2 separate regions of the Homo sapiens genome follow, and region 2 is linked to region 1. The links are chromatin contacts, found by Hi-C or POLR2A ChIA-PET in ENCODE. All regions are on one chromosome and are shown on one strand. The core of a region is the stretch at or near the end of the contact, and the rest is flanking DNA. Distances in the headings are between cores, read along the strand shown.

Region 1 (5,753 bases), core at 826-3,325:
TCTTTCTTTCTATATTGTGAAGAACATTGCTTTGGACAAGACTGACGACCGTAATCCTTGGGAAGCCATTTTGCATCATGCCAAAGCGCAGAAGACAACCCATATTGGGTTTCTCCAACACATTCCAAGACTCAGCCCAGAATCATGTTTGGCCAAGTTGAATCTGATGATGAGGAAGCAAAGAATGAGCCAGAATGGAAAAAATGTAAAATTTGAAGAATCTCTTTTGAAAACTGTTTGTATGAGTAGGAGGGAAATGTGACAGGTTTGGGTTTTCTTTTTAATACTCATGAAATTAAAAATTCATTTTTATGAAAAAAAAGAAAAAATACAAGACAGGATCATTTATCTACTTCTTGTACCTTTAGTTTTGGTCCCTTTTGGATTAACCATCTATCTAATTACCTAAGCTGCTGAGGCTAAAATGTATATGCTCTTGTGATTCTTATGTATTAATAATTTTGAATGCATTTTAAAATTCAACTTAACACTTAAAGTATTATCACTTGTTGATAATTGAATTGAGAGCTACTCAAGTTCACAAATGCAACTGGCAAGGTGGGGTGAGTTGGGGGAGGAAGGGCTTGAAGAGAGGACTAAGAAGGAGAGACGTGATTCTATTTGGTTCAAGCATAATATTTCTCTCCACCACCACCACAAAAACATAAACACCTGAAAAATACCATCATACAGAACACTTTCTTACAGTCTGGACAGTTATGTTTCAGACAGGGATGTGACACACAAGAAGCTTCAGCCATGTTCCTCTGCTATGTGCATGTGCTGGCTGGGAGGCCCCAAATCAGTACAATCTCATCCACCACCATCCGTGGGGTCTCCCTCTGCCCAGACCCAAGATACCTCTAGTATTCATTCACTGTGAAGTCAATGGTGCCTTCAAGTACTGCCTGCCAACCCCATGGTTTATTCACCAGCTCTTTAGTGCAGGCAAAGAAGAGAAACAAAAAGATCTCCAAAACTCCCTGGCTGAAGGGATTTGCTTCCTGCTTTGTTCTTGTGAAGATGCCTGGGCGTCATCCCACATAAAGCTACCTTCTCAGAGTCAGTGATGTAAGTGTGCCTTTGAGGCCAACTTGCCTTCAATCTTTTTGAGAAACCTTGCTGGGATATAATGGAAAGGGTCCCTGGGTATAAGTTCTGGCTCTACTGCTTAGTAACTGTTGCCCTTGAGAAGTTACTTAATCTCTCAGAGTCTCAGTCACTTCACCTATGAAGCAGAGTAATTGGTTATCCAGGGTTAGCCAATTATTAATCCGTTTATAGCATTGATTACATATACTATCATACACAAAACTTTATTTATTTTGTAAAATGAAGTCCAGGATTTGGCATCATATACTAAACACTGACTTTTTTTTAACAGAAAATATTATCAGATATTTTGAATAGTCCAGGCAAAACTATAGTGTATTCAGTTGAGATCCTACATCACATCCTCACGTCATCTCATGAGTGTGTATGTGTATGACTATCTTTCAGTATTCACTGTGTGTTCCTATCATCATCTTACTCGATCCCGCCAATGAAGTGGGCAGGCCAGCCAGGTAGGGATTATTATAGCCAGTATTTTTTATGAATGAGGAAACTGAGGCCAGAGAGGTCTAGAGAGTAGCCAAAGTTCACACAACCAGCAAGTGGCAGAGACAGAATTAGAGTAAACATCCTCTGACTTCTGGGCTAGGACTCTAGCTGCTGCCATGCAGGGAAAAACAGAATGTCCATAGCAGAAAGCTTGGCAGCCACGTAACCCCAACTACCAGCTCTAACCATATATGGCCAAGTCTCCTGCTCACTCAGCCTCCTTCTTCACCACCCACTCAGGTAAAAGTGACCTGAAGAAATACATATAGGGGATTTAATTATTACATTATTATTAATAATAAGTGGTCATTTTGTTGACAGAATATTGTCTAATATCAGGATTGGAGATTTTGCATTTTCTTCTGTGTTGGTTAGTGATTGTTGTGTAACAAATCAGCCCAAAGCTCAAGAGCTGAAAGCAACATTGGCAAGGCCAGAAATGACCTTGCAGTCTCAGGCACACAGCTGTCCAAAAGCTGAGGCCCAAGCAGAAAAGCAGATTGTGGCCAACTGCTGCTAGAATGGAACTTGCTTTCTGCCTGTGGCTCACACATTCTCTCTTTGATTCCCCAGCTCATTCATAAGAATTTCTTCACTTTGAGCTGCCAAAAGGCCGCAGAGAACTATTTTTAAATGTGAAGAATACTCTGAGAAAAATCATGTTTTTACTTTTTACTGTTTCTTTACTATGAAGCTGGTTATCATGCCTCTTAAAATTACTCCTGTTTTCTAAAACTGTTGTCCATTTGCAATTACACCATTAAACGAAAACTCTTTCTCCTCACATTTCTATAGAGGAGCAAATGTGACATTGTGGTGCACCAAGTTAAAACACTTTTTCTTTCTTCATTTCTTCTGGTAAGGAAAAGCAGATGAAATGATATGTCTGGGGATTTGCGACACTAGTGTGGGTGGGTGCGGAGACACAGCAACAATTGGCCAAGGAAGCTGGTGATTGCTACGGTGAAGGAGATAGATGGATTCATAACACAGCTAAGACTATTTTACTCCCTAGAATCAGAGACTGACAGAGCTAGAAAGTTATCTAGCCCAAACTAGTTATATTGTAGATAAGATAATGGGGGCCTGGTGAGATAGTGCCCAAGGCTACGCAAATGTGGGTCTTGAACTCCAGCCCTTCCCACATCCACGCCAGTGTTGCACAGGGTCACTTTATACTGTATTCCTTAATCTTTCCTGACTCATATGTCATAATTTTACTGTCATCAAAAGTTTGAGAACTGTCTTTAAGCAACTATGTTGACTTGGATCTCAATAAGAATGCAGACAAAGAGAAGACTATTTCATTTATTTAGGTCATAATATAATTTTGTAAGCAAAAAGTACAAAATGCACAATAGATATGTGCTTTATATATAATGTAAGTGTTCAGTATATATATTTAAAATATAATTACTTGGAACTTTCTCAAATTAATTCTCCCTTTGTACACACACACACACACACACTTCAGGTTCTTGATTCTAAACTCAAACAGCATATATTTTTCTTTTTTCTGGCACTTATTACCTCCTACTTTGTATTTAATTTACAAATTATGATATGATATGTCATATCATATCATATCATATCATATCATATGTCAATTTTTATACTTTTAGTAGAAATGGGGTTTCCCCATGTTGGCCAGGCTGGTCTCAAACTCCTGACCTCAGGTAATCCACTCGCCTCGGACTCCCAAACTGCTGGGATTACAGGCGTGAGCCACCGCACCCAGCCTGGACCCACACTCTTTTAAAAAATTGTAGCAATATATATATTACATAAAATTTACCATTATAATCATTTTAAAGTATACAATTCAGTGGCATTAAGTGGCATCCTTGTGCAACTATCATCAGTACTCATCTCTAAAACTTTTTAATCTTTCCAAGCTGAAATTCTATACCCATTAAACACCAGCTCCCCATTCTAGCCTCCTCCCAGTCCCTAGTAACCACTATTTTACTTTCTCTGTCTGTGAATTTGACTATTCTAGGTACCTCATGTAAATAGAAGCATACAATATTTGTCCTTTTGTAATGGATTTATTTCACTTATCATAATGTTTCAAGGTTTATCCATGTTATAGCATGTGTCAGAATTTTATTCCTTTTAAAGAGACTCGTGCTTTTTTTTTCAGCAGCTAGAACAACTAAGCTTGCAAAAATGATTAGTTAAAATTGAATTGCTCTCCTCAGGTGATTTGGCAATGGGCAATCCAGGGTATTGGGTCCACAGTCTGTCACCGTGCTCACCCTAGCAGGGATGGGCAGTACCCTGATGCTACTCCACTCTCAACGAGTTGTCCTGTCTAGTCAGGTTTCCTCAGTGATATGGTTTGGCTTTGTGTCTCCATCCAAATCTCATCTCGAATTGTAATCCCCATGTGTGGAGGAAGGGAAGTGATTGGATCATGGGGGCAGTTTCCCCCGTGTTATTCTCATGACAGTGAACAAGTTTTCACAAGGTCTGACAGTTTTATAAGGGGATCTTCCGCCTTCATTTTCTCTTCTCTCTTTCCTGCTGCCTTGTGAAGAAGGTACTTGCTTCTCCTTTGCCTTCCACCATGATTGTAAGTTTTCTGAGGCTTCCCCAGTCATGTGGACCTGTGAGTCAATTAAACTTCTTTCCTTTAAAAATTACCCAGCCTCAGGTATGTCTTTATAGCAGTGTGAAAATGGACTAATACACCTGGCATGGCTCCCCTAGCCTCCAGAGTAATAATGCCCCTTCCTTATTAATCTCAATTACCAACACCCCCCTTCCTTTGTTAATTTACATTACCAACCCTACCACAATCCCACCTGCCCACACACCAGGCTGTCCATCCTGAAGTATTCAACTTGGTCCTGCTACTGTGTTCTTCTTTGATCTCTAACCTGTTATTGATAAATAAACTTCTTGGTCTCTTCTGCTCTTGATATTCAATACCAAGTTTAAGTCTACTTTTGATGGTGAGTTTAAAAACTTCATTCAGAATATCATTTACTCTGTCAGGGTAAATTTAGATCATAAAGAATAATGTTGACAGTAATAAGGGTAGAAATGGGGAGTCAGCAAAGAAAGACTTAGGTTTAATATACATTCCAAATATCATCCTTTCACGGTCATGTCTTTTTTCTTTTCCTTCTTTCTTTTTTTTTTTTTTTTTTTTTTTTTGAGACAAAGTCTCCCTCTGTCACCCAGGCTGGAGTGCAGTGGCGTGATCTTGGCTCAGCGGAGCCTCCACCTCCCAGGTTCAAGGGATTCTCCTGTCTCAGCCTCCTGAGTACCTGGAATTACAGGTGCACACCACCACGCCCGGCTTACTTTTGTATTTTTGGTAGAGATCAGGTTTCTCCATGTTGGCCAGGCTGCTCTTGAACTCCTGGGCTCAAGCCATCCACCCACCTCCGCCTCCCAAAGTGCTGGGATTACAAGAGTGAGCCACTGTCCCTGTCCCTTTCACAGTCATTTCTGACAGCTAAGCTTTTGGGAAGGGAGAAGAGAGGTCATTCTTCTTGACAAGTATTGGAATTCAGTTATTCTGTGCTAATAATTAAAGTCTGAATCTGGTTTAAAATCCAGTTATGAGAATCTTGGTGCATAATGAAGACACACGCCCAACATAGGTCATCTCTGCTTGGTGATGGCCAAGCCAGTAATAAGAGGCAAGGCTAAGATTTCTCTCTCCAAATAATTTGTTGTATTTTATATGATTCAACATAATTTGCCATCATTTAGCCAAGAAAGATTTTTAGGTGATTATTACAAAACACCCACCATGGTTTTAAAAAACAGCAGCAGCGTCAAAATTAATTCAATGAAATATCCACAAATATTTTGTTTTGTGAAAAGTAATGTCCTAGTGCCCAGTAAGTTTTTTCAAATGCAGATTGAGATCCAGTAGGGAGTCATGAGCTCAACTTAGAAGGTCAGTATTTAATTTTAAAAATGAAATAAAAATAGAAGGAAATAGAGAATACTGGAGTACATCACAATTAGTAAGAATAAATATTGTTTTGTTAAATTTTTAATCTGGTAAGGTATGAGTATGTGTGTGTGTGTGTGTGTGTGTGTGTGTGTGTGTTATATTTTGTGGTATAGTTTATACTGAGTATAATGTGCTTCTTACTGAGGGTTCCAGCAGAGGAGAGTAGTTTGAGAAA
Region 2 (5,753 bases), core at 2,150-4,649, 68 kb before region 1:
CTAAGAATGATTTTGGAATAATCTTAGACAAAGTGTCCTATTATAAATAATAACTTTCTAACTCAGACTGGCCTAATTTATATTTCAAAGCTATTATTCAGGCCGGGTGCAGTGGCTCACGCCTGTAATCCCAGCACTTTGGGAGGCCAAGGTGGGCAGATCATTTGAGGCCAGGAGTTCGAGACCAGCATGGGCAACATGGCGCAACCATATCTCCACTAAAAATACAAAAATTAGCTGGGCGTGGTGGCACATGCCTGTAGTCCCAGCTACTCGGGAGGCTGAGGCACAAGACTTGCTTGAACCCGGTAGGTGAAGGTTGCAGTGAGCTGAGATCACGCCACTGCACTCCAGCCTGGCTGAGAGAGTGAGACTCCATCTCAAAAAAAAAAAAAAGCAATCATTCCGGGTACATTCAACACCCTTTCTGATTTTTCTCTTATTTGTTAGTCAGTTGAAGGTAGAAAATGATACTGTGAGCCCCCTACAGACAGAAGGCGGCATTTGCCCTTAGGATGACTTGGTGATTAAGTCTTCAGGGTAGTTAGGGAAACATCAGTGCTGGAGACTAGAGCTTCTGTTCTCTTTGATTTAGAACAGATGGAACAAATGTGAAATGGCACAGTGAAACATTTCCTCCAATATAGTATAGGTTTTTCAGCTTTGGTTATCATAAATAATCCTTTAAATTTTATTTATATATTTTATTTATATATTTAGACACACACAAGCATTATTTTATGTTTTATTTACTGGAAATAGCTAGGAGTAATTTAAATTAATAGGAAAGTTTAGAACTATTTATTTTATATCTAATTTTTGATATTTGTTCTTATAATTTTATATATTATTACAGATAACAATTCATGTGTGTTATATATAGTGTATTTTTTTATCCCATGAAGTTCCAGAAATGATTCTTACCATATATAAATTTAGAACTCCTGGAAATTGCAGATTCAACTTGTATTTTTTTTTTCTTTTTTTGAGACAGAGTCTCGCTTTGTCGCCCAGGCTGGAGTATGGTGGTGCAATCTCGGCTCAATGCAACCTCCGCCTCCCCAAATTCAAGTGATTTTCCTGCCTCAGCCTCCTGAGTATCTGGGACCACAGGTGCATGCCACCACACCCGGCTAATATTTTGTATTTTTAGTAGAGACAGGGTTTCACCTTGTTAGCCAGGGTGGTCTTGATCTCCTGACCTCGTGATCCACCCGCCTCAGCCTCCCAAAGTGCTGGGATTACAGGTGTGAGCCACCGCCCGGCCTCAACTTGTATTCTTAAGACATATGTTGATAAAGTTTTTTCAATACAAAGGAATGCAGCCATCTCATCAACTTTTAAATTAAAAGTGTATTTGTTTAGAGGTAAACTCCCACATTTATTCAGAATGGTTGAAAAATGGAATATTCTAGTAAAGTTCATGTTTTTGGATAATGAGGGTTATGAGTCAAAAGATTCTTGCATTTATGGTTAATAAAGTATTAGAAATTTACCATTGATGAGATACATTTTTTCAAACTGTGGCTCAGGGTGTATGAGTGTGCTTGAGGGATGGGGACTGGTGGGACTCAGGCTTTTTATGCCAGATTCAATCCCTGTTGTTCCTTCTGAGGCTTTCAGGAAAACTTTGGTTGGATAATAAGGTTTCTAATGCACCCTGCCTGCCATGTTAAAAACAACTATCAGAAAATAATTTGATTTTTCTAGGTTTATTCAGAAGGCACTTCCAAGATTTAGATGATGAAAATCACTTTTTACCAAAAAAATCTCCAGTTTTTGGTTTGCTTTTTGTAGATTCCTGAATAAAATTTGTTAGTTAAGTATTTGATTATTTGCAATCTAGATGAACAGAAGTGAGCCAAAGACCCTTTCCAGCTAGATTTATTTCAGTATAAGTTAACAATACAGTTTTTTTTTAAATCAATCAGGTCTCTCATGGTTTGTAACAGTGCAACCAACTCTAGTAACTGAAAATTTTTATAGCCGATGACTTCACTAGGACTTGTCTAGACAGCAGCTACCCTCTAAAGTCACATCATGTTAGGGCTGGAAGAGATCTAACGAAGATACTGTAATTTAGAAGTCCTAAATGTTCTGTTTGCCATTGTAGCCATGGTTTTAGGGTTTGAGGGACAGTGAGACCAATGACTTCAGCATGGAAAGTGGGAAACTGATAGGCATAAATATGGGGAAAGGCCTAACCTTGGTTTGGGATGCAAATGTAAACATACAAAAGTATTCTCTGGAAACATCAGCAAATTTGAAAGGAATTTGATGTCTGGTTATGTTTGTCAAGATGGAGAGACTCCTGGAGATTATACCTAGAGAAAGTAGTTGCAGTCAGTAAATTTGTAGCCTTTTGGATAGACTCTTCTTAGCAATGTAATGCTAGCTTTTATAAAATAATGCTTGTATTATTTGTTTCTGCTAATGAAATCCATATGCTGTGAAACAGTTACTTGTCTGTGGGATTTGGATTGGATCTACATGGTTCCCCAACCTTCAGCATTTTAGTCAACAAAGTAGTCAAATAGATTGACTTTTTTGTTTTTTTGTTTTTTTTGAGACAGCGTCTCACTCTGTCACCCAGGCTGGAGTACAGTGTCGTGATCTCTGCTCACTTTAGTCTCAACCTCCCAGGCACAGGGCTCCTCCTGCCTCAGCCTCCCAAGTAGCACCACACCCAACTAATTTTTGTATTTTTTGTAGAGACAGGGTTTCACCATGTTGCAGGCTGGTCTCGAACTTGTGGGCTCCAGTGATCCGCCCACCTCGACCTCCCAAAGTGCTGGGATTATGGACGTGAGCCACCACCCCTGGCCACTGATTGACTTTTTAAAGTAAACTTTCAACTCATTGTTTTGCTTTCCTGTCTGTAAACATAAAACTGCCAGATGCAATTTAATGTAGAGCCTGGACTCTGTAATTCCACAGTTTTACTGGCCTGTAAGTGGCAAAGACCAGAATGTACTTTATAGTCCAGAGGAGTCTGATTGCTTTGATTGATGTAGATTTGGTTTGAGAACCTGAGATAGAAAAAGCCTTGTCTCTGACAAAGTGTTTTGAGAGGGCTTTCTATGATTTGGGTGTTTAAATAATTGCATGGGTGGGATGATTGCAACATTAAGTGCCCTTAGATCAAATAATAGCTGAGCTTCCCATTAACTTTGTGAATGTGAAGTGACTTATGTCTGTAAGACTTTCTTCGGAGAAAGAATACTAATGGTTGCCTGGTGATTTTGACTTGCTGGGAGTAAATACACAGTGCTTTGTATTTGGTGAAAAGTTTTGATGTGAAGTACACTTTGCTCCATGCCTTGTGACAATGAGTGCATGACTCTTGCTTCCCATTCTGACTGTAGGAAGCTGCCCTCTGTCGACAGCTCCCCATGGAAGCTGAGACTCTTGCCCCAGTTCAGGCTGCTGTCAACCCACCCACGATGACCCCAGACATGAGATCCATCACTAATAATAGCTCAGATCCTTTCCTCAATGGGTAAGTTAATATTTGGGGGCCACTTATTTTTATTCTCTTTATTATGTGATCTAGACTATAATAGGATCTTTGTTTACATTGGGAAGAGGTGGGGAGCTTGAGGGTTGAGGGTGAGAATAAAGGGAGGAAGTGGGAGGAGCTGGCAGAAAAAAGAAAAGCAGGGGAAATCATCTGCCTGTTAAAAAATTTCCAAATTAAAAAATTGGTGATAGGACGTAGAGTAAACCCCTAGTCAAGAATTTGAAAATGGGCATGAACTTATATTTTTAAACATGATGGTGTCGTCTAGTACTTATACTTGGAAGAATCTTCTGGTTTTATGTAACCAACAGGGGATAAAAGCATGCCATATGGCAAATTGAGAACAGAACAATTAAGAGATTATGTTCGGCCAGGCATGGTGGCTCATGCCTATAATCCCAGCACTTTGGGAGGCCGAGGTGGGCAGATCACCTGAGGTTGGGAGTTCGAGACCAGCCTGACCAACATGGAGAAACCCTGTCTCTTCTAAAAATACAAAATTAGCAGGGCATGGTGGTGCATGCCTGTAATCCCAGCTACTCGGGAGGCTGAGAATTGCTTGAACCTGGGAGGCGGAGGTTGCAGTGAGCCGAGATTGCACCATTGCACTCCAGCCTTGGCAACAAGAGTGAAACTCCATCTCAAAAAAAAAAAAAAGAAAGAAAAGAAAAGAGATGATGTTCAGGGTGAAATGTGAATAAGATCTATAGTTTAGTAAATAATATTCTACAGTGTCAGATTTCTGATTTTGGTAATTGCACTATGGTTATGTAAGATGTTATCACTGGGGAAGCTGGTGAAGGGTACATGGGAACGCTCTGTACTCTTGTTGCGTCTTCTATGTGAGTTTAAAATAATTTCACAATTTAAAAAGTAATTAAAACAAAGGAGCAAAAGGGAAAGAGAATTTAGCCAGAAATATCTTCATGAGCAGAAGTAGTTTTTAAATCAAATAAAAAGGGCAATTCTGTATTTCCTGTGCCTTTTATTCTGCCCTTGCAGAGACGTCTGGCAAACAAACAATACAATTATGAACATTATTAAAGATAGAGATAAAAACAAATAGTAGCTGAAATAATAATTAATGGAGGTTTTAAATTGTTGATTTTAAAGTATTTGAAACACAGAGAAGTACAAAGAATAACATGAATTACCCATGTACCCACTACCCAGATTTGCCATAGTTTTATTTAATCTTACTTTTTAACAAATAAAATATTACAATTAATATTTGAAGCCATCCCCCCACCACTGAAATCTCGTTTCTTTTCCCTTCTGTCCCCAGTGGTAGCCACTATTCAGAAACTGGCGTGTGTCCATCACACAGACTTTTATACCCCTTACTGCCCGTTAGTGTATGTATCCATAAGCAATATTCAACATAGTTTTTGTTTTTTTTTTTTAAAGTTTTACATAAATGGTGTCATACTCTGTATGTTGAAGAATGTTCAAATGGTTATTTTGAGGTGAAAAGGAAATCAATGTCAATTTACTGTGAATGGCCACACATGATTATTTTCATTTTCATGAGGGTATGTATTTCAAAATTAAAACTTTCCTTCCTCCCTAACCTGGAAAGTTGGGCAGCATGGCACAACTGCACTAGTTTAGAGCTTTTGTGACTGTGTTTTAATTTTGAGATTTATTTAGTGGGCTCATATTGAAGTTTCTTCATCTTTTGCTTTGCAGAGGGCCATATCATTCGAGGGAGCAGAGCACTGACAGTGGCCTGGGGTTAGGGTGCTACAGTGTCCCCACAACTCCGGAGGACTTCCTCAGCAATGTGGATGAGATGGATACAGGTAGGAGCAAAGCCTGCAAGCACTTACAATGGGTTTGTGTTTTTTAAATGATCTCTTCGGTTATCTCAATTTTATTTTTCTTTTATTTTATTTTTATAATTTCAACTTTTATTTTATATTTGGGGGTACATGTGCAGGTTTGCTACATGGTTATGTGATGCCGGGGTTTGGGATACGATTGCTCTCGTCACCCAGGTAGTGAGCATAGTACCCAATAGTTTGTTTTTCACCCCTTGTTCCTCCCCACTCCCAGTAGTCCCGAGTGTCTGTAAAAATGTTGAAAAAAAAAAAAATGGAATGCTTCATGAATTTACATGTCATTCTCATGCAGGGGCCATGCTAATCATTCCAGTTTTAGTATAGGTGCTGCCAGAGCGAGTACGGTCATCTCAATTTTAAAATCCAACCAGAAACACTCAATCTCAACGACA

What was found. Hi-C counts contacts between places; a loop is a spot of excess contacts on that map. ChIA-PET counts read pairs that join two places held with the same protein, here RNA polymerase II (POLR2A).
Region 2: a map of endothelial cell of hepatic sinusoid shows a loop between it and region 1 (2.6-fold over the local background). The contact joins two enhancer-like sites. A Hi-C loop is called at or near these places in 1 of 168 maps with a recorded cell type or tissue (endothelial cell of hepatic sinusoid). POLR2A ChIA-PET finds 5 or more read pairs at or near these places in 3 of 52 experiments (K562, activated naive CD4-positive, alpha-beta T cell and endothelial cell of umbilical vein).

The regions. Positions count from the first base shown.
Region 1 is chr3:149,456,638-149,462,390 of GRCh38, reverse strand. No RefSeq gene overlaps it. Among named protein-coding and RNA genes, the nearest start is that of TM4SF4, 15 kb to the left of the region's middle. Within about 2 kb of position 2,075, at least 8 of the 41 ENCODE cell types and tissues checked have a DNase peak (open chromatin) inside an H3K27ac peak, as active enhancers do.
Region 2 is chr3:149,525,582-149,531,334 of GRCh38, reverse strand. It overlaps WWTR1 (WW domain containing transcription regulator 1), which reads left to right. Exons shown (of 7, transcript NM_015472.6): 5 at 3,366-3,499; 6 at 5,210-5,322. It also overlaps the pseudogene RNU6-1098P. Among named protein-coding and RNA genes, the nearest start is that of TM4SF4, 54 kb to the right of the region's middle. Within about 2 kb of position 3,399, at least 6 of the 41 ENCODE cell types and tissues checked have a DNase peak (open chromatin) inside an H3K27ac peak, as active enhancers do.